Linked DNA regions of Homo sapiens: region 2 is linked to region 1. A link is an interaction called in ENCODE POLR2A ChIA-PET data of the cell type or tissue named here. Cell type or tissue: B cell. All regions are shown on one strand. Links, peaks and the distances in the headings refer to the core of each region. The heading gives the core; the rest is flanking DNA.

Region 1 (9,733 bases), core at 5,734-9,733:
CAAGTGATCCATCCGCCTTGGCCTCCCAAAGTGCTGGGATTACAGGCATGAGCCACCGCGCCCAGCCCGAAGTTCTTGTTAACAGAGAATCATTTGAGCATAGACCTTGGCCCCTCCACCAGACACCCCCAAAGGGCTTGACTTCATGGGTTATAATGTAGGAGCCCTCCCCGGTCTGTTTTTCTGTTTTAAGGGCTTACACTCTGGGGGACATCATGTCTGTCTCCCCAGAACTGCCATAGGCAATGGTAATATAGCTGGGTACTGATGGTGGGGACAAGAAACATCTCAGGTTGCTTCATCTGCGAAATGGGAATCCTAAACCCCATCCGAGGGAAAGAATTTGGACTGGACATTGTTTTGTAAAAAATTATCACAATAAAATTGAGGGCCAGGCGCATTGGCTCATGCCTGTAATCCCAGCACTTGGGAGGCCGAGGCGGGTGGATCACCTGAGGTCAGGAGTTCGAGACGAGCCTGGCCAACATAGTGAAACCCCGTCCCTACCAAAAATATAAAAATATTAGCCAGGCATGGTGGTTGGTGCCTGTAATCCCAGCTATTTGGGAGGCTGAGGCAGGAGAATTGCTCGAACTTGGGAGGCAGAAGTTGCAGTGAGCAGAAATTGTGTCACTGCACTCCAGCCCAGGTGACTGGGCAAAACTCCATCTCAAAAAAAAAAAAAAATTGAGTTTGTGTCCTTTGGGTGTACAGAATTTTAGCAAATGTATAGATTTGTATCACCACCACCACAATCAGAACAGAGAATATGAACCAAAAGCTTTTATTGGGCCCAACAAATACGTATTGAGCACCTCTTAAATGCAAGAAAACTGGATTGAACACCTCCATCTTCATTTACACTCTGCCTGATGTCCCTGGAAGAAGGTTGCACTACCTGATTTTTACAAACAAGGAAATCAAGGCCCAGGGAAATTACCATAACTGGCCAAAATCACACCTAGACCTTCTGGCTCCAAGTCCAGCCTTCTCCCCACTACATCACGGCCGCCCCTCTTGAAGGGCATTGCAGCAATAAGACCCTGAACCGAAGGAGGAGGGAATCCAGGGACAACTTTGGCTATCTTCAAACGTTTGTGTTTTGAAGGGGGATTTGCTTTTCCTATGATTCACGAGGTTTGAGGCCCCAAAGGCCCCACCCCTTCTTGCCAAGGCCTAGTAGGAGGCCTCTGAGCACCCTCGAGAGGAAGCCACTGTGCCATCCCTCCAGGACCCCAGCTCTACAGCTGCCCCCTCTGCCTGCCCCCTCCCCAGAACACAGCTCTGAGGCCCCTGGTGGGCACATGCCTCACTGCCCACTGGGGGAATCCAGCCAGCTCCCCAGGGACCCTGGTTGAAGCACAGGCTTGTTCCTCCTCCATTCTAGCTTGACTTCCTCCCCTCTTGCTGCAGGTGCTGCTAGGGTTGGGGTGATCTGACCCAAGGTTTTGGGTGTTTTTCCAGCAGAATTGGAAACGAGAGAAAAACAAAACAAAACGCAAAAAACGGTGGCTATTTGGGTCCCTTAGTAGGTGTCTGGTCTGGCTGAGGTTTCTCTGAGGGGCCTCTAAAGCCATCTCAGGGCCGGGTGCGGTGGTTCATGCCTGTAATCCTAGCACCTTGGGAGGCTGAGGCAGGTGGATCACATGATGTCAGGAGTTCAAGACCAGCCTGGCCAACGTGGTGAAACCCCATCTCTACTAAAAATAAAAAATTTAGGCCCAGTGCGGTGGCTCACACCTGTAATCCCAGCACTTTGGGAGGCTGAGGCGGGCAGATCATCTGAGGTTGGGAGTTCCAGACCAGCCTGACCAACATGGAGAAACCCCATCTGTACTAAAAGTACAAAATTAGCCAAGCATGGTGGCGCATGCCTGTAATCCTAGCTACTTGGGAGGCTGAGGCAAGAGAATCTTTTGAACCTGGTGGAGGTTGCGGTGAGCTGAGATCACGCCATTGCACTCCAGCCTGGGCAACAAGAGCAAAACTCCGTCTCAAATGAAATGAAATTAGCTAGGCATGGTGGCACATGCCTGTAATCCCAGCTACTGGGGAGGCTGAAGCAGGAGAATCACTTGAACCTAGGAAGGGGAGGTTGCAGTGAGCTGAGATCCGAGATCATGCCACTGCATTCCAGACTAGGCGACAGAGTGAGACTCTGTCTCAACAATAACAACAACAAAAGCCATCTCGGAACATGGTATTTGGGATCTCTGTCTGCTCTCTTTGGATCACCTCAAGAAGTGGGTTCAGAGCCCACATCTGTGACATTCCTGAGTGTGTCTCAGGTCTACAAGCTGCTCCTTGTATGTCATCTTCTGGTCCTGCCATTGACTCAGCTGCAAACAACCACAAATCTTCCACTTGGGACACCTGCCTCTCCCACCCAAAAGACTTTACTTGGAAACAGGTGACTGCAGAGGACAAAAATTAATGAGCATTATCTCCTGACTTAAATCAGAGTGTAGTTTGTTAAAACACACTTAGACTGATCCTAATATAATTTTCAATTTTTTAAAAAAGGCATCCCCCCTCCAGACCTAATACCACTTTCCCCATGTGGCAGGAGGGGAAGGCAGAACTTCGTGTAAGTTAATGAGTCCGTATAGAACATTCCTGGGAACTTGGGCACTCTGCCTTGTCACCTTTTGCATTTGACAATCAAGTTCCTGTCCTTGTTATTTTATTTATTATTATTTTTTTTTTGAGACAGAGTTTTGTTCTTGTTGCCCAGGCTAGAGTGCAATGGCACGATCTTGGCTCACTGCACCCTCCACCTCCTGGGTTCAAGCGATTCTCCTGCCTCAGCCTCTCAAGTAGCTGGGATTACAAGCGCCCACTACCAGGCTCCGCTAATTTTTGTATTTTTAGTAGAGACGGGGTTTCACCATATTGGCCAGGCTGGTCTCCAACTCCTGACCTCAGGTGATCCGCCCGCCTCGGCCTCCCAAATTGCTGGGATCACAGATGTAAGCCACTGCGCCCTTCCCTGTCCTTGTCATTTTAAAATAATTATACCAGCAGGAGGACGTCCAGACACAGCATGGGCTACCTGGCCATGCCCAGCTGGTTGGACATTTGAGTTCTTTGCTTGGCACTGTCCTCTCATGCGTTGGGTCCACTCAGTAGATGCTTATTGAATTCCTGGGCCTGGGGCTGTGGCAGCTGCCTCGTCCCTTCACCTCCTGGCTTATTCTCTCCCTCCATATCTTAGCAATTTCTTCATGGGAATGTCCCCAATTAGAAATTTCTATTATACCATTATATTACCAACATATATATATATACCTGGCCGGGCGCGGTGGCTCATGCCTGTAATCCCAGCATTTTGGTAGGCCAAGGCGGGTGGATCACCTGAGGTCAGGAGTTCGAGGCCAGCCTGATGACCATGGTGAAACCCCATCTCTACTAAAAATACAAAATTAATCGGGCATGGTGGCACATGCCTGTAATCCCAGCTACTCGGGAGGCTGAGGCAGGAGAATCGCTTAAACCCAGGAAGTGGAGGTTTCAGTGAGCTGAGATTGTGCCATTGCACTCCAGCCTGGGTAACAAGAGCAAAACTCCATCAAAAAAAATAATATATGTATATATATATTACAATTTTATATATATATACACATTATGTAATTTTTTTTACCATTTTATATATATACATTACGTAATGGTAAAATGTTTTCTCTGCCCCCCCAGTAGATTGTTAGCTCCAGAAGAGAAAGGATCATGTCTTTGGTTTATCTAGATATGTCCATCGGCCTGGTACAGTCTCTGGCCCATGTTATAGGCAACAACTACTTGTAGAATCGGTGAATGCATGAATAGAAGAATGAGTGAATGAATGAATAGACGAAAGGCAGAAATCCAGCCTCAGGCCGGGCGTGGGTGGCTCACACCTGTAATCCCAGCACTTTGGGAGGCCGAGGCGGGTGGATCACAAGATCAAGAGATGGAGACCAACCTGGCTAACACAGTGAAACCCCGTCTCTACTAAAAATACAAAACATTAGCCGGGCATGGCGGTAGGCTCCTGTAGTCCGAGCTACTAGGGAGCCTGAGGCAGGAGAATGGCATGAACCCAGGGGGGCGGAGCTTGCAGTGAGCCAAGATCGCGCCACTGCACTCCAGCCTGGGCGACAGAGCAAGACTCGGTCTCAAAAAAAAAAAAAAAAGAAATCCAGCCTCAAAGAGCTTACAGTCTGGTAAGAGGAATAAAATGTCTGCAAATAGCCACAGGACAGGTCAAAGGAAGGAGAGGCTATTTCCAGCTGAGGGCACCCCATCAGGAAAGCACCCCAGACTTCCTACAACTACTAGACACATCTCGATGCTTTTCACTTCTCTATCAATGGATCGTCTCCCTGGAGAATAATCCCCAATGTGAAATTACTTAGCACGTCAAGTTAGGTAGATCCTTGTGTACTTCTTGGTTGTTCAGAGATCATCAACCAGTGCAAACAATCCCCCCATCAATACACAGCAGTGTCTGCCCCTCTCCTCCCCAAGCCTTCCGAGGCCCTTCCTCCGTGCCTGAACCCCCTGGACATATCATGTGGCAAACTGAAGGGTCCAACGAGATACAGGAAGTGAAACACGATGTACACTGAAACGTGCAATACAAATATGCAGCATGAAGTGCCTCGGTTCACTAACCCGAGCTATGCTGGGTGCTTCTTTTCTACCACTTTCCTTAATGCCTATGGACACCTCATTCTGTGGCTGAAGTTCCTTGTGTTCAATTCCCCCCATCTTCATTGAACATCCTCTGTGCAGGGACTTGACCCCTGTCCTGCTAGCTTTGCACTGAGGCAAGTTTTGTCCATGCCTAGTAGTGCCACCATCTTTACTAGATGAGGTTTCTAAAGAGCTTGGCATGGAAGGAAAGCCTGGGGGGCCTTAGAAGCCATCACTTAGGAACTGGGAGAGCTCCAGGCAAGCCACCTTATCTCTTTGGGCCTCAGTATCCTCACTCACATCCCCATGGTCAGTAGAGTGCCAAGCACATAGTGGACACGCAGAAGTATTGATCATCTTCCTCACCTCCCCTAGGAGAGCCCTTGGGAATCCCCATATAATATTCTCTGAAGACCTCAATCCAATGAGCCAAGTAATTGACTCGGTAGCAAACTCATGGAAAGGACATTAGAAGCCAAAAGGAGGTAGAGTATGTCCCAGTACAATAACCAGCCTCTGATCTCAAGGAAGAAAGAACAGAGCTGCAGGTGAGAAGTGTGCGCCTCAAATCACCAAAGTGAGAGTGGAAGGAGCACCCACCAGTCCCTTGGAGGCGATCCCTAAGACCGGTGAGAATGGCTTCGAAAAATGTGATCGTCCTCAACCCCACAGTCTTGAACCTAACAGGAGATCTTGAAGCCTGAAAGACACCACTTTAGGATCAACAGCAGATCTGTGACTTTCCACAGCAGGCACACAGAACCCTAGAGTTAGTCGAGGTTGGACATAGGAAGGGCTTCCAAACACACAGAGAAATTCATGGATCCTAAATTATAAAGGGAGGTTCTTTAAAAGAACCAAGATGATTCTGAGATTTATCCTGAGCTTTTTTTTTTTTTTTTTTTTGGATGCAGAGTCTCGCTCTGTCGCCCAGGCTGGAGTGCAGTGGCGTGATCTTGGCTAACTGCAACCTCCACCTCGCGGGTTCAAGCAATTCCCTGCCTCGGCCTCCTGAATAGCTGGGATTACAGGCGCCTGCCACCACACCTGGCTAATTTTTGTATTTTTAGCAGAGACGGGATTTCACCATCTTGGCCAGGCTGGTCTTGAACTCCTGATCTCATGATCCACCCACCTTGGCCTCCCTAAGTGGTGGGATTACAGGCGTGTGCCCAACTTTTCCTGAGCCTTTTGAGGCTGACACCAGAGGTGAGAAGCCCAGCCTCTCCCCACTGGCCATGTGGGGAGAGGCTCCAGCCTGCAGCAACCAGGGATCTGGCCTCAAGTGATGCCCCAACAGTGGGCGACTTCCCAGTACTGTTAGGAGAATCCCAAGTCTAATTCAAAGTTGATTTTTTACTAGCAATGAATGATAGACATGGTCTCCATTGCTCAAGGCTCTGGGAAGATCTAGACTAGAGAAAACGATCACCGACTTCTACCCACACCTGTGGGCCTCAGTTCTTCCCTCTGGTCCATGGTTACCACAGTAACCCCTTGTAAAGGTGTTTCCCCAGGGGTCCCTAGAGTCCTCTGAGTCACCATAATTCTGGGTCAACAGAAATGGAGAGGTAAGAGGAGACACTCCCCTGCCCTGGCTGGTCCCACGTGTTCATGGCAGTAACCTGTCTGGGGAGCCTCGCCACCCCTGTGTCCACCTGCAGAGTTATGCAGTGGTCCCCAACTAGGGCCCCTGCCACCCTCATTCCTAAGGGAGGCTGGAGACTTCTTCCATGGCCGAAAATCCACATCTAAGTCCCCGGCACTAGCAAAAAGGCCCTGTCATGGGGGCTCCCTGCCCCAGTTGAGATTGGAGGAACATGGAAGAAGCTAAAATAACTAAATAACTCAGTAGCATCACACTACCTGCTCTGGAGAAAAAAAAATTTAATATTATTATTTTTTGTTTTTTGAGATGGAGTTCTGCTCTGCTGCACAGGCTGGAGTGCAGTGGCGCAATCTTGGCTCACGGCAACCTCTGCCTCCTGGGTTCAAGTGATTCTCCCGCCTCAGCCTCCCGAGTAGTTGGGATTACAGGCTCATGCCACCACGCCCAGCTAATTTTTGTACTTTTAGTAGAGATGGAGTTTTGCCATGTTGGCTAGTCTGGCCTTGAACTCCTGACCTCAAGTGATCCACCCACCTCAAAGCCACCCAAAGTTTGGGGATTACAAGCGTGAGCCACTGTGTCCGGCCTGGAGAAAGGACTTTAAATGACGCAATGTAGGAAGAGCAAGGTTGTGGAGATCTGCTGCCCTGGCTGAGGTAGCTCATGCAATCAGTCTCTCTGAGCCACAGTCTCTTGATCTGTGAAATCGGAAGAAAATAATACCTCCTTCACAAGACAAGTGGCAGGTCAGATGTGAGAATGCACAGGCAGGCCCTCGGCAACTGGAAAAGCTCTATACAGATCTGAAAAGGAGGAGGAGAAAAAAGAGGAGGGGCTTCCATGGCTGGACAGGGCATCTTTCTTTTTCTTTTTCTTTTTTTTTTTTTTTTTTTTTTTGAGGTGGAGTCTTGCTCTGTTGCCAAGGTTGGAGTGCAGCAGCACGATCTCCGCTCACTGCAAGCTCTGCCTCCCGGATTCACGCCATTCTCCTGCCTCAGCCTCCCGAGTAGCTGGGAATACAGGCGCCCGCCACTACGCCCAGCTAACTTTTTTGCATTTTTAGTACAGAGTGGATTTCACCTGGTTAGCCAAGATGGTCTTGATCTACTGACCTCGTGATCCGCCCGCCTCGGCCTCCCAAAGTGCTGGGATTACAGGCATGAGCCACCGCGCCCAGCCTGATAGAGCATCTTTCGGCGTGATGTGTTCTGAGTTCCAAAGCTGAGGAAGAGACTCAAATCTTCAAGAGCTCTTCTAACTTTGAGATTCTCTGATGGTTTCAGGGCTATGGGAGGAAGAGCTTGTGGTCCGTGTCTGCTCCCGGGATTTCTGTTTCTTGGTTTGTGTCTCTGCTGCAAGTCCAAGGAGCTGGGGCAATACCTTGAGTCTGGGTTCTTCGTCCCCAGGGACCTGGGGGAGCCCCAGCAATGCTCAGGGAAAGGGGAGAGCAAAGTGTGGGGTTGGTTCTCTCTAGTGGTCAGTGTTGGAACTGCATCCAGCTGACTCAGGCTGACCCAGGAGTCCTCAGCAGAAGTGGAATTCAGGACTGAATCGTGCTCACAACCCCCACAATCTATTGGCTGTGCTTGGCCCCTTTTCCCAACACACACATTCTGTCTGGTGGGTGGAGGTTAAACATGCGGGGAGGAGGAAAGGGATAGGATAGAGAATGGGATGTGGTCGGTAGGGGGTCTCAAGGACTGGCTATCCTGACATCCTTCGCCGCGTGCAGGTTGGCCACCATGGCCTGCGGCCAGAGGGCACCCACGTGACCCTTAAAGAGAGGACAAGTTGGGTGGTATCTCTGGCTGACACTCTGTGCACAACCCTCACAACACTGGTGACGGTGGGAAGGGAAAGATGACAAGCCAGGGGGCATGATCCCAGCATGTGTGGGAGGAGCTTCTAAATTATCCATTAGCACAAGCCCGTCAGTGGCCCCATGCATAAATGTACACAGAAACAGGTGGGGTCAACAGTGGGAGAGAAGGGGCCAGGGTATAAAAAGGGCCCACAAGAGACCAGCTCAAGGATCCCAAGGCCCAACTCCCCGAACCACTCAGGGTCCTGTGGACAGCTCACCTAGCTGCAATGGCTACAGGTAAGCGCCCCTAAAATCCCTTTGGGCACAATGTGTCCTGAGGGGAGAGGCAGCGACCTGTAGATGGGACGGGGGCACTAACCCTCAGGTTTGGGGCTTCTGAATGTGAGTATCGCCATGTAAGCCCAGTATTTGGCCAATCTCAGAAAGCTCCTGGTCCCTGGAGGGATGGAGAGAGAAAAACAAACAGCTCCTGGAGCAGGGAGAGTGCTGGCCTCTTGCTCTCCGGCTCCCTCTGTTGCCCTCTGGTTTCTCCCCAGGCTCCCGGACGTCCCTGCTCCTGGCTTTTGGCCTGCTCTGCCTGCCCTGGCTTCAAGAGGGCAGTGCCTTCCCAACCATTCCCTTATCCAGGCTTTTTGACAACGCTATGCTCCGCGCCCATCGTCTGCACCAGCTGGCCTTTGACACCTACCAGGAGTTTGTAAGCTCTTGGGGAATGGGTGCGCATCAGGGGTGGCAGGAAGGGGTGACTTTCCCCCGCTGGGAAATAAGAGGAGGAGACTAAGGAGCTCAGGGTTTTTCCCGAAGCGAAAATGCAGGCAGATGAGCACACGCTGAGTGAGGTTCCCAGAAAAGTAACAATGGGAGCTGGTCTCCAGCGTAGACCTTGGTGGGCGGTCCTTCTCCTAGGAAGAAGCCTATATCCCAAAGGAACAGAAGTATTCATTCCTGCAGAACCCCCAGACCTCCCTCTGTTTCTCAGAGTCTATTCCGACACCCTCCAACAGGGAGGAAACACAACAGAAATCCGTGAGTGGATGCCTTCTCCCCAGGCGGGGATGGGGGAGACCTGTAGTCAGAGCCCCCGGGCAGCACAGCCAATGCCCGTCCTTCCCCTGCAGAACCTAGAGCTGCTCCGCATCTCCCTGCTGCTCATCCAGTCGTGGCTGGAGCCCGTGCAGTTCCTCAGGAGTGTCTTCGCCAACAGCCTGGTGTACGGCGCCTCTGACAGCAACGTCTATGACCTCCTAAAGGACCTAGAGGAAGGCATCCAAACGCTGATGGGGGTGAGGGTGGCGCCAGGGGTCCCCAATCCTGGAGCCCCACTGACTTTGAGAGCTGTGTTAGAGAAACACTGCTGCCCTCTTTTTAGCAGTCAGGCCCTGACCCAAGAGAACTCACCTTATTCTTCATTTCCCCTCGTGAATCCTCCAGGCCTTTCTCTACACCCTGAAGGGGAGGGAGGAAAATGAATGAATGAGAAAGGGAGGGAACAGTACCCAAGCGCTTGGCCTCTCCTTCTCTTCCTTCACTTTGCAGAGGCTGGAAGATGGCAGCCCCCGGACTGGGCAGATCTTCAAGCAGACCTACAGCAAGTTCGACACAAACTCACACAACGATGACGCACTACT
Region 2 (15,341 bases), core at 3,536-7,535, 150 kb before region 1:
CATGCCCTGGGCTGTAATTTATCTTTGATATTTATTATTTAATCTCTAGGCCTGCCTTTCTCCCAGATCCTAATGATGGCAGCCTGTATACGCTTGGAAGCAAGAATAATGAAGGCCTGACGGTGAGTATATTTAGCTGCTTTTTGTACTCCAGGGGTTCTAGACCAGCGGTCCTTAAGTGTGTCTGCACAGTGTCTTACTGTGTCTCCCACCTGGAGCTTTTAAAAACAACCCCTGGGGATTCTGATTCAGGTGGTCTAGAGAGGAGCCTGGGCATCAGTCTTTTCAGAGAGCTTCCTAAATGAGCTTTTAAATGTGGTGCCAGAGTTCAGAAACACGGATGCAGACCAGCAGGTTCTCATGGCCCAGCCCATACACTGGAGGATATAATGTTAAGAACAGGGTTTGCTCTAACTGGTGACCCTCACCTTAGGAGGGAGGGATATAGTTTGAAATGCTGTCTCCACCTGCCCCACCTTCCGATGACTCCTTAAGGGAGTCATGTGATATTCTACCCTCATTTCCATTTGAGAATCTAAACCAGTGGTTTTCAGCCTTAATTATACATTGTAATAACCTGGAATTCGAAAAAACAGCATTAGGACCTAGAACATAGGGCCCAATCCCAGAAGGTCCCGATTTAATTGATCTAAGTCATCAGGACTTTTTAAAAGCTCCCCAGATAAGAGAATTTAGAAACAGGCCCACACATATGGTCATCTGATATGTGACAAAGGTGACACTGCAGTGTCCTGTCTTGTCTTTTCTCTTTTCTTTTGAGACAGGGTCTCACTTTGTCACCCAGGTTGGAATGCAGTGGCACAATCTTGGCTCACTACAACCTCCGTCTCACAGGCTCAAGCCAGCCTCCCACCTCAGCCTCCTGAGTAGCTGGGACCACAGGTGTACATCTCCACGCCCAGCTAATTTTTTGTATTTTTGGTAGAAATGGGGTTTCATCATATTGCCTAGGCTGGTCTCCAACTTCTGGGCTCAAGCGATCCACCCACCTCAGCCTCCCAAAGTGCTGGGATTACAGACGTGAGCCACCACCACCCAGCTTACAGTGTTTTTGCAATAAGTGGTGTAGGTCAATTGGGATATCCATATAGGAATAAAAGTATTGACTCCTACCCCCCTACAACACATATAAAATCAGTTCCAGATAGATCACACATCTAAATGTGAAATGCAAAATAATAAAGCTTTAAGAAAAAAAGTAATGGAACCATCTTCATGATCTTAGAGTAAGTAGAGATTTATTAAGTAGGATATTAAAGAACACTATAAATTTAGGAAAAAATCAATATATTGATTATATTAAAATTAAGAACTTTTCCTCATTAAGAGGCCACAAAGTATTTGTAGTATACACATCCAACAAAAGTTCATATTCAGAATATATGAAGAAATCCTATGGTACGTTAAAAAAAGACAGCCCAATGGAAGAATAACAGAAGAGAATATCCAAATGGTCATAAACATATGAAAAGATGTTCCATTTTATTAGTCATTTGGAAATGCAAATTAAAGCCACAGTGCCATACTGCTACTCACCAGAATGGCCAAAACAAGGAAAGTAGAAAAAGAAAACATGTTGGTGATGTGGAGCAACCAGGACTCTCACCTACTGCTGGCGGAAGTGCAGGGTGGCACAAGTGATTTGGAAAACTGTTGGCAGTAAGTGCTAAAGTCCTTAGGACCCAGTAATGCCCTCCTAGGTTACAGACCCAACAGAAATGCACATTTGTGGCTGGGTGCGGTGGCTCATGCCTGTAATCCCAGCACTTTGGGAGGCCAAGGTGGGCGGATCACGAGGTCAGGAGATCGAGACCATGGTGAAACCCCGTCTCTACTAAAAATACAAAAAATTAGCCAGGTGCGGTGGCGGGCGCCTATAGTCCCAGCTACTTGGGAGGCTGAGGCAGGAAAATGGCGTGAACCCGGGAGGTGGAGCTTGCAGTGAGCTGAGATCACGCCACTACACTCCAGCCTGGGCAACAGAGCGAGACTCCATCTCAAAAAAAAAAAAAAGAAGAAATGCACTTTTGTTCACCAATGGACATGTGCCCAAATGTACAGCAGCACCATTTATAATAAGCAGAGGGTGGCCAAATAACATCCACAGTGGAGTGGAAAAATAAACTCTGGAAGCGGCATGCACGGTGATGAGGACCAACAGTCTATGACGACACACGCCGCGGATGACTCACAAGCGTGATGTTGAGCAAAACATGACAGACAAAAAAGGCCACACGCTGCCATTCACTTATGTAAAGCCAAAAACAGGAAAAACGAGTCTCTGCTGTTTTGAAGTTAGGATAATAGTTACCCCTGGAGAGTTATGGCTAGAAAGGGGGGCAAGAGAGGAGGGGGGCTTCTGTTTCTTCACCTGGATGCCGGTTACGTGGGTATGTTCACTTTGTGAAACTTGACTGAGCTGTGTGATGATGAGTGCTTTTCTGTTTGCGTATTATGCATCAGTAGGAAGTTTTTAAAGCTTCCAAGTAATTCTCATGGGCAACCAAGGATGAGAACCACTGATCTAGGCTGTAAGTGGATTGTGGACTTTAACTTGGGTGTTTTAAAATTATTTTGTGAATGCCTGTGACCAAAACAGAGGGGAGGAGGGCAAGTTTGTATAGAGCTGTGTGTATTTCACCTTCAACACTGCTCTCCGTTGGTTTCTCTCCACAGCTCTGTAGTCCCCATTTCTTAAGCAATTTGTTTGCCAGAAACTGGGGTGAGTGAGTTGTATAAGTTATCTCATTGGAATCTCTCAGCAGCCCTGTGGGTGATATCCCCGTTTTAGAGGTGTGGAAACAGCCTGGAGAAGTGAAGGAATATGTCCAGGGCTGAGTCTTCTAGTGTTGGAGTTGGTTCTTAAAGAGGATGCCCAGCCGGGCCTGTAATCCCAGCACTTTGGGAGGCCGAGGCGGGCGGATCACAAGGTCAGGAGATCGAGACCATCCTGGCTAACACGGTGAAACCCCGTCTCTACTAAAAAATACAAAAAATTAGCCAGGCGCAGTGGCGGGCGCCTGTAGTCCCAGCTACTTGGGAGGCTGAGGCAGGAGAATGGCATCAACCCGGGAGGCGGAGCTTGCAGTGAGCCGAGATCACGCCACTGCACTTCAGCCTGGGTGAGAGTGAGACTCCGTCTCAAAAAAAAAAAAAAAGAGGATGCCCTTCATCACTCCCTTGTGCTCCTTTCTGGGTTGTGGTTTAGCAGCTCCAGAAACAATGTTTCCCAAGCTTGGGCCTTGAATCAGGGCACCAGTGGCAGTGCTCAGCAGAGACCACAGGACTCCAGAAGACTAGAAGATCTGCAGTGCCTTTCTGATTCTCAGAAACACATGGCAAAACCCAGTCATTGCAGCCTCTCTGAAGCATTTTTCCTCCTCTGAGGCTTGGTTTGAATGTTGGGATGATGGGAAAATCCAAGTTATTTAGTATGCAAAGCTCTGCTTATTAAAGCTAGAGAGAAATCTTTTCTTTCTTGGAGAAAAAGGTGACCATGCAGTAGAGGCATTTCTATAAAAGCAGGTATCTATAGAACAATTTCAAAAACACAGAATGTTCTAAAAATAAAGTATACTGAAACAAGCATTAACCAAAAGAGCTCGTCAGATGTCAGCTGTAGACTCAGAAGAATCAGTTTTATGATGAAATGCAGTTGAAACATTTGGATTCCTTTGAGTTTCTTTTCCTGGCACCTATCTTAACTTCCTCTTTAAAACCAAAAGTCTCAATTTTTCTTGTTTTTCAATAGTGAATTATTTACTGAAGAAAACATCAAAACTCTTTTCCACCTCAAACTCTTGTGTTGCCCCTGTAATGGCGACTTCTCCTTTCCCTCGAAGCTTGAGCTTGGCACCAAGGTTGCATCCCTTCAGCATCAATGTCCTGGCTCCCTCCCATGGGGCTCTACAAAGCACTGTCATTTTACTCAGTCTAGCCAGCTCTGGCTCTGTATTCCAAGCCAGGACAATTCTTTCTTAGCATTTCAAAGAATATATAACTCTCCATATTTGTGTAAATCTTTTCAGAAAAGGTTTGTGTCACCCCTGGGAAGCACCCTGGACAGGAGACCTTGAGGGGCCTCTGCACATGGTGTCAAGTAAAGGAGTGGATGTTTACAGAGCTCAGGGACCTGGGAGCTTGTCAAAATAGATGTGGAAAATTAGCTGGGTGTAGTGGCAACATGCCTGTAATCCCAGCTACTTGGGAGGCTGAGGTGAGAGAATCACTTGAACCCAGGAGGCAGAGGTTGCAGTGAGCCAAGATGGTGCCACTGCACTCCAGCCTGGGCGACAGAATGAGACCCTGTCTCAAAAAAATGAAAATAAAAACACAGTAGATGTGGAAGCATAGGGTGCCCCCTTCTCCTTTGTATTCAGTTAGGAAAACTCTCATCTGCAAAGTGCTTCTCTCTTTTTAGCAGAATTAGGTAATAGAAACAAACTGCCTGGTAAAATTGTAATAATTGCACAAGACTTGGTTAACTTTTTTTTTTCTTTTTTTTTTTTTTTAAAGAAACTTCCTTTTACCATCCCAGAATTGGTGCAGGCATCCCCATGCCGAAGTTCAGATGGAATCCTCTACATGGGTAAGAGTTCCTGTCTCCAGAAACTTGTGTCTCTTTGATGTAAGTCCCGGAATCTGGGAAAGTGGCATGCGGAGAGAGAGGGCGCAGTCACCGCCTTGCCAACCCTTTCTTTCCTGGGTTGTGCTTCAGGTGCTGTTCTCCCCAGGATCAGCTGACCAATTAAGAAAGGGCTCCCCCAACTTGGGAGAAGAATTGACATCATTAATATGGTTACTCATTTAACAAGCTTTTAGTTGCTGTGTTGACTTAGTCCTGAGATTCCAAGATTGCAACATACCCAGTGGCAAATGGATGAAATTTAAAGTGAGTACAATCATCTAAGCCAAGGAAGGAAAGCCAGGCTCTGCCTGTTAATTATAGCGCTTTCTTAGTATTTCCTGCTATCAGAATGTTTGATAGAACAGCACTTAATAGCTTGCCTAGATAAACTGCCTTCATACCTATGGGGTCACAGCTTTCAAAGCATCAGATCACCTGCTTTTCTTTTACTATGTTGCTGCCAAAATGTCAATAAAAAAGCATTTGCAACACAAAGGAGAGCTGTATTTATCTTGAAATCATAGTAGCAATAATAGCCCGTATTTATACAGCAGCTTTCTTTTTGAGGAACTGAAAGTGCTTATTGCCTATTCATGCCTCGAGGAGCTTTATGTGTATTTCTGGGTCTCAAGTGCAGGCCAGACTTTTAAGGTTTTGCTCAGGACACTGAGACTCTTGCTTCCTTCCACACCTTCAGAATGAGGAACTCCCAGCCTAGGAATTTGGAGGAAACGATCGGCACAGATTTTTCTCTCTGTGGGCCGTGACCTGGGAACATCTGATAATCTTCTGACCATCCATGTCACTGTGTCCTATCTGGTCTTCCAGCTTTTGCCAGCAATTCATCACTTATAGTCTGCTTAGGATATTGTCTTCTTATCATCTTTGTGCTGTGGCCTCTTAGGCGAGTTCATTAAACATATTTAAGAGCATGGTAGTTGCCCAATCTACCCATTAAAGTAATAACTGAGTTATGTAAACTCTAGTGGTTCTTGAAGTAACCAGCTATGTCATGCTAGATGGAAAAGGTTCGTGGTCCTAGCTCTGTTCTCCTCTACCTTCAGATCATATTCATATTATGATTTTGTCAGTGAGAACAGAGTTGCGATCCATGGGTAAGTTGCACACATGTGGAGCAGGCATGTATGCAACATCTGTTAGAACTTTAGAGGTATAGCATTAGCAAATTACAGGCCAGGTGCAGTGGCTCACAACTGTAATCCCAGTACCTTGGGAGGGTGAGGCAGGAGGTTTGCTTGAGGCCAGGAGTTTGAAACTAGCCTGGTCAACATAGTGAGACCCCGTCTCTACAGAAGAAACATTTTTAAAAAATCAGCCAGGTGTAGGCCAGGTGCAGTGGCTCACGCCTGTAATCCCAACACTTTGGGAGGCTGAGGCGGGCAGATCACGAGGTCAGGAGATCGAGACCATCCTGGCTAACACAGTGAAACCCCATCTCTACTAAAAATACGAAAAATAAGCCAAGCGTGGTAGCACATGCTTGTAGTCCCAGCTACTCAGGAGGCTGAGGCAGCAGTATCGCTTGAACCCTGGAGGCGGAGGTTGCAGTGAGCTGAGATTGCACCACTGCACTCCAGCCTGGGCGACAGAGCGAGACTCCGTCTCAAAAAAAATAAAAAATAAATAAAAATTAGCCAGGTGGCCGGGCATGGTGGCTCACACCTGTAATCCCAGCACTTTGGGAGGCCGAGTTGGGTGGATCACGAAGTCAGGAGATGGAGACCATCCTGACTAACACGGTGAAACCCTGTCTCTACTAAAAAAAAAAAAAAAAAAAAATTTGCTGGGTGTGGTGGCACGCACCTGTAGTCCCAGCTACTCAGGAGGCTGAGGCAGGAGAATCGCTTGAACCTGGGAGGTGGAGGTTGCAGTGAGCCGAGATCACTCCACTGCACTCCAGCCTGGGCGGCAGAGCGAGACTCCATCCCAAAAAAAATAAAAAAAGAGCCAGGCATAGTGGCACATGCCTGTAGTCTCAACTATGGGGAGGCTGAGGCAAAAGGATGACTTGAGTCCAGGAGTTTGAGGCTGCAGTGAGCCGTGACCACACCTCTGTACTCCTCCTTGGGCGACAGAGCAAGACTCTGTCTCAAAAAAAAAAAAAAAAAAATTTCAAAGGCTCTGTGACCTTCTCCAGCATCTCAATATTCTTCTTCTAAGAGTCTCCAAAACAGGAGACTTTTCCAATAAGTTAGGAAGATAAAAATGACCACCAGAGATCATGCTTTACAAAATGGAAATACACGCATCACAGTGACTGTGTTGACCTTCACATTGGAGGCCCTTGCTACAGACTCTCCATTCCTAGGATGCTGTTGGGTATATACCATTGATACATATGCTTTGGGTTTTCTTAATATATAGTGTTATTTACTGTGCTGTCTGCCTGTCATAATCAGCTGACCAAGATTAGGGGGTATGGCCCGAGGCCAGGGAATTACTTACTGGCTGGGAACAGAGGCCGAGACAACTTTGACATCCTTAGCATCAGGTTGCAACCAACTCCACTGACCAGTCCCAGGTACTAGTTAATTATAGTCATAAACAGTAACTGTGGATCCTTCTCACATGGTGGCTGGTTATTAGGGAGGTTGAGAAATGTGAATGATGGTTATTAGGGAGATGAACCCCTGGGCACATTTCTGTATTTCTATAGATCCCAGTCCACGGGAAAAGGATTGCCCTTCACAGGCAAGACTTTTCATATTTAAAGCCACTCATCAAAGCAATAAAATCTAACTTGAAAGTTTGGGGAACTTTTTGAAACTATAATTATGTTATTGGGTTTGGAGGAATTTGTATACCATGTTTAGGTTATTAAATTATTATAAGACCTATGGACCTAAGAAGTTTTATTATCTCTGCATTACCATTTATATCATCACCTTAGAAATGACATCCTAAGAAATTCAGGTCTATCTCTCTCAATACAGAGCATCTTGGCTGCTAGTTTGGCAGCGATACTTTTTTCCATATGGTGTAAACGACGATGTGTTTTTGTGTCCTTTCAGGTAAAAAGCAGGACATCTGGTATGTTATTGACCTCCTGACCGGAGAGAAGCAGCAGACTTTGTCATCGGCCTTTGCAGATAGTCTCTGCCCATCAACCTCTCTTCTGTATCTTGGGCGAACAGGTAAGAAATGAACCTTTGTCTTCTACAACCTGCCTGTTTCCAGAAGATCGGAAGAAGCTCCCCAGCCTCCTTCCCTAGAAGGTGGCCAGAGCTGCTTTTTTCCAAACACAGGTCCCATCATGTCATTTTCCTTTATAAGACCCTTCAGTGTCCCCCCAGTGTGCAAGGGATACAGTCCAAACTGCACCACGGCCCAGAAAAACCCCTGTGACGCCGCTGCCACCTTTCTCGCCTCATTTCTCTCATTTCAAAGTTGCCTGGCCGGGCGTGGTGGCTCACGCCTGTAATTCCAGTACTTTGGGAGGCCGAGGCAGGTGGATCACCTGAGGTCAGGAGTTCGAGACCAGCCTGACCAACATGGCGAAACCCCATCTGTACTAAAAAAATACAAAATTAGTCAGGTGTGGTGGCATGTGCCTGTAATCCCAGCTACTCAGGAGGCTGAGGCAGGAGAATTGCCTGAACTGGGGAGGTGGAGGTTGCAGTGAGCCAAGATCAAGCCACTGCACTCCAGCCTGGGCAACAAGAGTAAAACTCCATCCCCCCTGCCCAAAAAAAAAAAAGTTTCCCAATTAGGATGAACTACCTGCAGCTCCCAGAATAGCAGTGTTGTTTTTAAAGACTTGTAGTGGTGTGGTCCTCTCCACCAGGTATGCCTGTTTTTGCCTATCTGGCAAATATCCTCTCTCACAACTGTACTCAAAAGTCACCTTCTCTGTGAAGCCTCTTCTGCAGCCTCACAGCCTGCACCCTGCTCAGGAACACCCGGCTCTCCCATTCTAGGGGCACACGTAGCAGTTAACAGGCCTGTAGTGGCAGCCATCTCACCCCTCGTCATTGTCCCTTGACAGGCATGGCTTGCACCCTCTTCACCGCACCATTTTGTGTTTCCTCCCTTTTCAGCCTCTTTCTTCTTAACACTTGGCACTGCATATTTATAAATTCAATGTGCCTACTTCCTGCCTCCCTCACTAGAATATCAGTTCCCTGAGGGTACGACTTTGTTTTGCTCAGCTGCTGTCTCTCTACATCAGGCATATTGCCTGATGTGTAGCAGGGGCTCAATGTTTGAATGTATGAATGGGTGGGTCCCATTATTGCAGAGACCTGCCTTACTTATTACCATATGTGCAGCACCTCACACATGTCGGGGATGCCATGAAAATTGTTGAACGATACTTAAAGCTAAAAGGAGAAACAAAAAACATTTAGAAGGAAGAAATTATACCAAAAACCTAGGATGAATTCATTACAATTGAGCACTACATTTAGGTCTAAACTTTCAGGCAGCCAAGGATTTGAAAAAAGAGAACCGTCCTGAAAGTGTTGGGGAAAGCACTGCATTTCTAAAACTCAGTGAGACTAATCTTGGGCCCTGCAGAAGCTGGCCGGGCTCTCCTGGAAATGGGTGGAAGGTCTTAGACTGTAGAAATCATGTATTCCAGCTTCTGACTGTAGTGACTGCTTAGGATTTATGTGTTTACCTTTTCCATTAAGTAAATTCTTACAGTGGCCCCAGCTTCATCCAGATATAAAAATTGCGTCATTCTCAGGTGAAATTGTGGTGTTCGAAGGAGCTGGGATATGCATGAGGTGGAATGTGTGTGCATAGGTGTGTAAATCCATTGCCTCCATTATCTATTGCTGCATGACAAACCACCCCAACTTAGCATTTTATTGTTAATGATTCTGTAGGGAATTCAGGAAGGACTCAACAAGAACCCATCATCTTTATTCCACATGCTTGGTTGGCCTCACTCATGTATCTGAGACTTCAGTTCAGTTCCGTGTGACCTTTCTCCATACAGATAGCCTGGACTCTTGATATGGCAGCGGGCTCCCTCTTGAGTAAAAATGGGTGTTACAGTGCCTCCTAAGGTCTGGGCTCAAAAGTTCCAGAACCTTCCTTCCACTGCAGTCTGTTGGTCAAAGCAAGTCTCAAGGCCAGCTGAGAATCAAGGGTAGAGATATAGACTCGGCTTCTTGATGGGAAGAGTAACATGCATTACAGGAATGGGAAGAATTGGTGGTAGTGACCTTTAGAGATGTTCTACTGCAGTCCTCCCTCAGGCTGCAGTAGTTTACAACCCTCCCACTCCCTCCAAAGACCCCCAAAGTCCAATCCCAGCATCAGTCCCAAAATCTCACCTCTCATTATCTGCATGAGGTCTGGAGGTAGATGATGCTCCTCAAGTGTGGCACCTCTTGATCGGAGACCTGTGAATTAAAGAGACAGGGTCTTTCTCCCCTTCCCATCCCCCACCCAACATGCAGTGGTGAGACAGAGACAGGATAGCTGCAGTAAACATGTTCACTCAAAAAAGGGCAGGAAAGAGAGACACATATCACACATTGGGCCTTAGTAATTCTGAAATCCAGCCAGGCACATGTTTTCAGGTTCCCCTCCTCCAGGGGTAGGGAATATTCCTTCATTAGGGCCCAGTTTTGCCCTCTGGGATTGGTTCCCTAATATAGTGCTCTCAGTGGCTCTTGGTTCTGCCCTCTGAGAAGTCCTTTCTTTTCCATAACAAATGGCCAGTTTTGTATCTTTCTCAGTCCGTTCCTTGTCCATTGAAATTTGGGGATCTAGAAGCCCTTTTTTTTCAATTTGACTGTCTCTGTTCCTTTTAGTCTATGCTGATACCACTCCTTTAAAAACTATGTGGGCTTCCCATGTGTCAAATTATAATTTATTCCATTAGATAAAAGCCATACCCACAAGTTTCTAGACTTTGGAATGTGAGTGCAATGGGACAACACATGGTTTTTAGAACTCCCTTGATGGGGGCAGAGGGTCTATGAGGGACCACCTTAAAATCTTTCAGAGGTCTCAAAGAAGGATCTTACAGCTTCAACTTTGATTTGGTTGATCTTTACCCTGAGCCCATTTTTTGTTGCTGGCAGTACCCTGGATTTGATCTTTTCCCTAAAGTTATTTTTTATATTGAGAATCTTTTCCAGCGATATTCAGTCCTGGACCCTTTATAGTTCCTCTGTATTCTGCTGAATGATTTCTTCCTCAGCTCATTTGTCTCACAATATATCATAGACAGCTAAGAGAAACCATTCAACATTTTCTGCCTTCTGTCTGGAAATCTCCTTAGTTGGATCCCTGAGTTGATTAGGTACTTTTTCTGTCTTCCAAGTTACTGCAAGCAATAGTCATGCTCATCATGGCACCCTCCACAAGCTGGGTCACCCCTTTTCCATTTTCAATAGCAGTGCCCCCTCTGCACTAGCAAGTCTCCACCAACCTTTTTATCAGCCTCCCAGCCTCCACCTGCCAGCTGGTCCTAAAGTCAATGCCACATGTTTTAGGTGTTTGTTATGGCGCCATCCTGCTTCAAGGTGCCAATTTTTAATTGTCAGCAATCCATTGCTATGTAATAAGGCACCCCGAAGCTTAATGGCTAACAACAACATTCTATTGCTTACACTTCTGTGAGCCATGAGTCCAAGGGCATAGCGAGGGTGGGTCGTCTCTGCTTCCACATGCTGTCAGCCAGTTTCACTCATGTGTCTGGGCCTTCAGTTCTCCTCACATTGCCTTTCTCTATCGACATGGATAGTCTGGACTTTTTGGCCTACAGTTTAGGGAGGATTTGTTTGTTATAATTAGATAAGGACCACACCTCAGTAGGTACTATGGCCCCTCCGTGGTAATGGGCTGGCTGGTCTGTGTTCTTTAGAATACACCATCACCATGTACGACACCAAAACCCGAGAGCTCCGGTGGAATGCCACCTACTTTGACTATGCGGCCTCACTGCCTGAGGACGACGTGGACTACAGTAAGTGCTCTCTGCTGGATTTCACAAGCTTGGGCCAGTACTTTTGACCTATGTGGAAACAGTGGCTCCAGAAAGTAGGATTTTCTTTTAAGATACTCTTTGTCACCAGGTTCTTTCTTTCCATGGACTTTTCATGGGCTTATCATAAATACTTCCCACAGTCAATGTGCAGGGGCCTTGGTGAAGTCTGAAGGGAAACCGAAGTAAAATGGTGACAAGCTTAGCCAGAGAGGAAGGAGGACATCCCTCGTTGAGTCTTTCTATGTCACAGAAGGAATTTACTGCAAGCCCATGGAAAGTAGAAGTAAAATCAGCATAGGACATTAACAACCCTGTCAAGAAGGCCACTCTGCAAATGTGACTCATCCCTAGTTATTTCTGCAGTTAACATTCACCCAACTCAAATGAAAACTAAAAACCAATTTGCCACCTTAACATTGGTATCAAAGTTGGACTCTGCTTTTTCTTGTCAAGGACCTAGAATATTTTCGTTTTTCTCTGAGGACTCCTTTGTGAATCTGATGGGACAGTGTCAGTGGTTCAGGTCTGACTTTCAGGGTGTTTTTTTGTTGTTTTTTTTTTTGAGGCAAGTTCTCCCTCTGTTCCCCAGGATGTGTGCAGGAGTGCAGTCAGGGCTCACTGCAGCCTGAAACTCCTAGGCTCAAGCGATCTTCCCACCTCAGCCTACTGAGTAGCTGGGACCACAGGCACGTACCGCCACTCCCCCACCTACCTGGCTAATTTTTTTTTTTTTTTTTTTTTGTAGAGACGGGGGTCTCACTATGTTGCCCAGGCTGGTCTTGAAGTCCTGGACTCAAGTGATCTTCCTACCTCAGCCTCCCAAATTCTTGGGCTTATAGACATGAGCCACCACAGCTGTCCCTGACTTTCAGTTTGATCGATGGGTTTCAAGTGACTGCTATGAAATGCCAGATTAATAGGCATCTCCACTGGCTCCTTCCTCCTCAGTATTTACTCTCACTTATTGAATAGAGTGTTAAAGAACATCACCAAATAAATTGCCTTTGGGAGAGTGATCCTGGCTTGTGTTTATACGCCAGCCAGCTCTCAGTGTCTTGATATTACAGAGACTAAGCGAGTTCATTGGAAACAAGTGAAATTGCTCAGAGGAGATCTGAGAATATTCCAGAAGTCTTGTTTCCTCTAACTGAGTGACTAGAGCCTGCCACAAGAGTAGAGGATGTGGTTGCAAGATGGGGTGAGACTCAGCATGCTTTGTTTATTTGATCTGTACAGAGATGTCCCACTTTGTGTCCAATGGTGATGGGCTGGTGGTGACTGTGGACAGTGAATCTGGGGACGTCCTGTGGATCCAAAACTACGCCTCCCCTGTGGTGGCCTTTTATGTCTGGCAGCGGGAGGGTCTGAGGAAGGTGATGCACATCAATGTCGCTGTGGAGACCCTGCGCTATCTGACCTTCATGTCTGGGGAGGTGGGGCGCATCACAAAGTGGAAGTACCCGTTCCCCAAGGAGACAGAGGCCAAGAGCAAGCTGACGTGAGTTGGGAGCTCGGGGAAGGAGAGGGCGGCCGTGGCCTTCGTGTTCTGGTGCTGTTGCAGTGTAGCAGGCCCTGCACGGGAGGCCAAAGACAGGGCAGTCTCTGAAGCCATGAGGAATATTCAGAGCCAAGACTGTTTCATTTGGAAACCTCAGAATACAAGAGCTGAGGGGCACCCATTAACACTTCAGAGTTATTAAATATTACATAAAAATCATGGATGGGAGGTGTCGGGCACCATGGCATACACCTGTAATTCCAGCTACTTGAGAGGCTGAGGTGGGAGGATTGTTTGAGCACAGGAGTTTGAGGCCAACCTGGGCAACATGGCAAGACCCTCCCCCTGCCACCACACACACACAAATAAAGGTATAGGAAAGAGACTGCCAGTGTAAGTATAGTTTGGATCTATCTTAGGTGGTAGGGATGCAAGAGATTTATTTTTTTAACTTTCTATATTTTCTAAGTTTTTAGGTTATATTCATTTTAAAAATCAGAAAAAATAGTTACAGTGTGTGTGTGTGTCCAAGACTCAGCAGGCTTCTGTTCTCCATCCCCCTCTTCATAGCCTATCACCGAGTCACTTAAACTCCCCAAGCCTCAGTTTCCTACTTTATATATAGAGTTGTGTGGAAGATCAAACAAGATAATATGCCGGCAAGTGTTTAGATTGTAAAACAGCATTCAAATGTAAGGTATTCGTTGAGAGAGGTTTAGATAATGTAGTGGATGACCGATCCCAGGTGGGCTCTTGACAGTAAGCAGAAGGGCCAGGAGGTGTAGCTCTCACCATTTTCTGTCTCCCTGATGTCCCACATGGGGACAGACTACACAGCTGGGGAACCAGAAGTCTCACCAAGTCTGGAATTTCTTATGCATCCCTTTTGCTCTCAGCATCCAGAGTAGAGCAGCTGACCATTTCTCAGGAGTTCTGTAAAACCTCCAGGATCCTTAGAAAGCACAAGGCAGAATGGGGGTAGTTCTGGTGGTCGCTGGAGTGATCGCTGGAGTGAAAGTGTGTTGTAGAGAGTCATCTGAGGGGCCTCGGCGGTGGTAGTAAGCACTCAGTCTCCTCTGTGGCCACTGGGCGTAGTCCTTTCTGCAGGCATCATGGGCATCGTCTAGTCCAGCCCTGCGATTTTGCTGAGGCTTGCCATTAGGTGGCTTGTCCATGTTTCTGCAGTGAGTGACAGCTGGGATGAAGTCCTGTGGTCCTGTTCCCAGGGCAGTGCCCCTAGCTTCACACCCCTACTGCGTTCCTCCATGTCTGGGGGGTTAATGTGGTCATCCCTGCGGGTGGTATTTGGGGTGATGATTACTCCCTTCTGTGGGATCTGGAAATTCAATGACTCTGGAATGCATGTATCTGTTTTTCTCCTAGGCCCACTCTGTATGTTGGGAAATACTCTACCAGCCTCTATGCCTCTCCCTCAATGGTACACGAGGGGGTTGCTGTCGTGGTAAGTCCACTACGGAGGGCTCGCAGCTGCCTAACCACTTCTGTTCCATTTTAGCAAAGAATGACTTTGCTATGCATGAGCATCCTGCAGGTTAAGAATGAAAAACACAAATCTTAAGTTCTCAAAAACAGTTTCTGCACATGCCACATTCTACTTTGAAAGAAAGATACATGACAAAAACAGCTTCTTAAAGCCGAGGAATCCCTGATTATTCCCTTTTGCTTTTGTGATCAAATCTAAACTCCCCAGGCTGGTGTTCATGGCCCTGCTTCATCCAGTCCCACGATGCCCTTCCTCCACCCTGTTAGTTTCTCTATGTGAGTTGCGTGGCCCAACCATGTGCACCTTCTCCCTGACTTCTACAAGCCCCATGTTCATCTTTCCCCGGGGCCTTTGTTCAGGCTGCTCCTCACCTCACACTTCAAATGCCCTTTCTTCTTCCTTTTCCCTACTCAAACCCTTTGCATGCTTTTGCAATCTCGCCGAGCCTCCTTGGGCCTCACAAGCCTGCCTCAAGCATTCTGTCTCTGAAAGTCCAAGGCGTCATAATCCTAGCTGTTTGTCCTGATCCCTACAATGCTTGGGCTGTGTGGTTGGCTCTCTTGTCTTCCCAGTGATTTGGGCGGCTGCTTCTGTGAATAGACAGCGCCTGCCTCTGTCATAGTTCCAGCAGCACCTGAGCCAGCACTGGGCGTGTGGCTGGACTTTATTCCGCCCCATTGGTTGCGTAGATTGTGACTAACAGAGATATCCATTCATTCTCCTT

The links. Peaks named below come from ENCODE experiments on the same cell type or tissue, not always from the same donor. Only the 100,000 strongest peaks of a DNase experiment are listed, where the experiment ranks them.
Region 2: POLR2A ChIA-PET joins it to region 1 with 6 read pairs; 4 of 35 experiments call an interaction of 5 or more read pairs at or near these places.

Annotation. Positions count from the first base shown.
Region 1 is chr17:63,917,415-63,927,147 of GRCh38, reverse strand. GH1 (growth hormone 1) reads left to right here and starts at 8,309. Exons shown (of 5, transcript NM_000515.5): 1 at 8,309-8,381; 2 at 8,642-8,802; 3 at 9,012-9,131; 4 at 9,224-9,388; 5 at 9,642-9,733. The coding sequence starts at 8,372. LOC112268204 (a long non-coding RNA gene) reads right to left here. Exons shown (of 3, transcript XR_002958148.2): 2 at 9,504-9,551; 3 at 9,222-9,358. RefSeq lists enhancers at 6,138-6,187, 6,208-6,297 and a promoter at 7,822-8,315. In B cell, for the core only: CTCF peaks have their summits at 7,528 and 7,730 (motif pointing left); DNase peaks (open chromatin) are centred at 6,197 and 7,717; H3K4me3 peaks cover 708 bases; H3K27ac peaks cover 772 bases.
Region 2 is chr17:64,064,443-64,079,783 of GRCh38, reverse strand. ERN1 (endoplasmic reticulum to nucleus signaling 1) reads left to right here. Exons shown (of 22, transcript NM_001433.5): 4 at 50-122; 5 at 4,537-4,609; 6 at 7,681-7,803; 7 at 11,493-11,594; 8 at 12,852-13,113; 9 at 14,497-14,575. Among named protein-coding and RNA genes, the nearest start is that of ICAM2, 51 kb to the right of the region's middle. RefSeq lists silencers at 4,541-4,835, 5,319-5,378 and an enhancer at 5,019-5,098. In B cell, for the core only: no CTCF peak of the experiment used is centred there; a DNase peak (open chromatin) is centred at 5,213; H3K4me3 peaks cover 363 bases.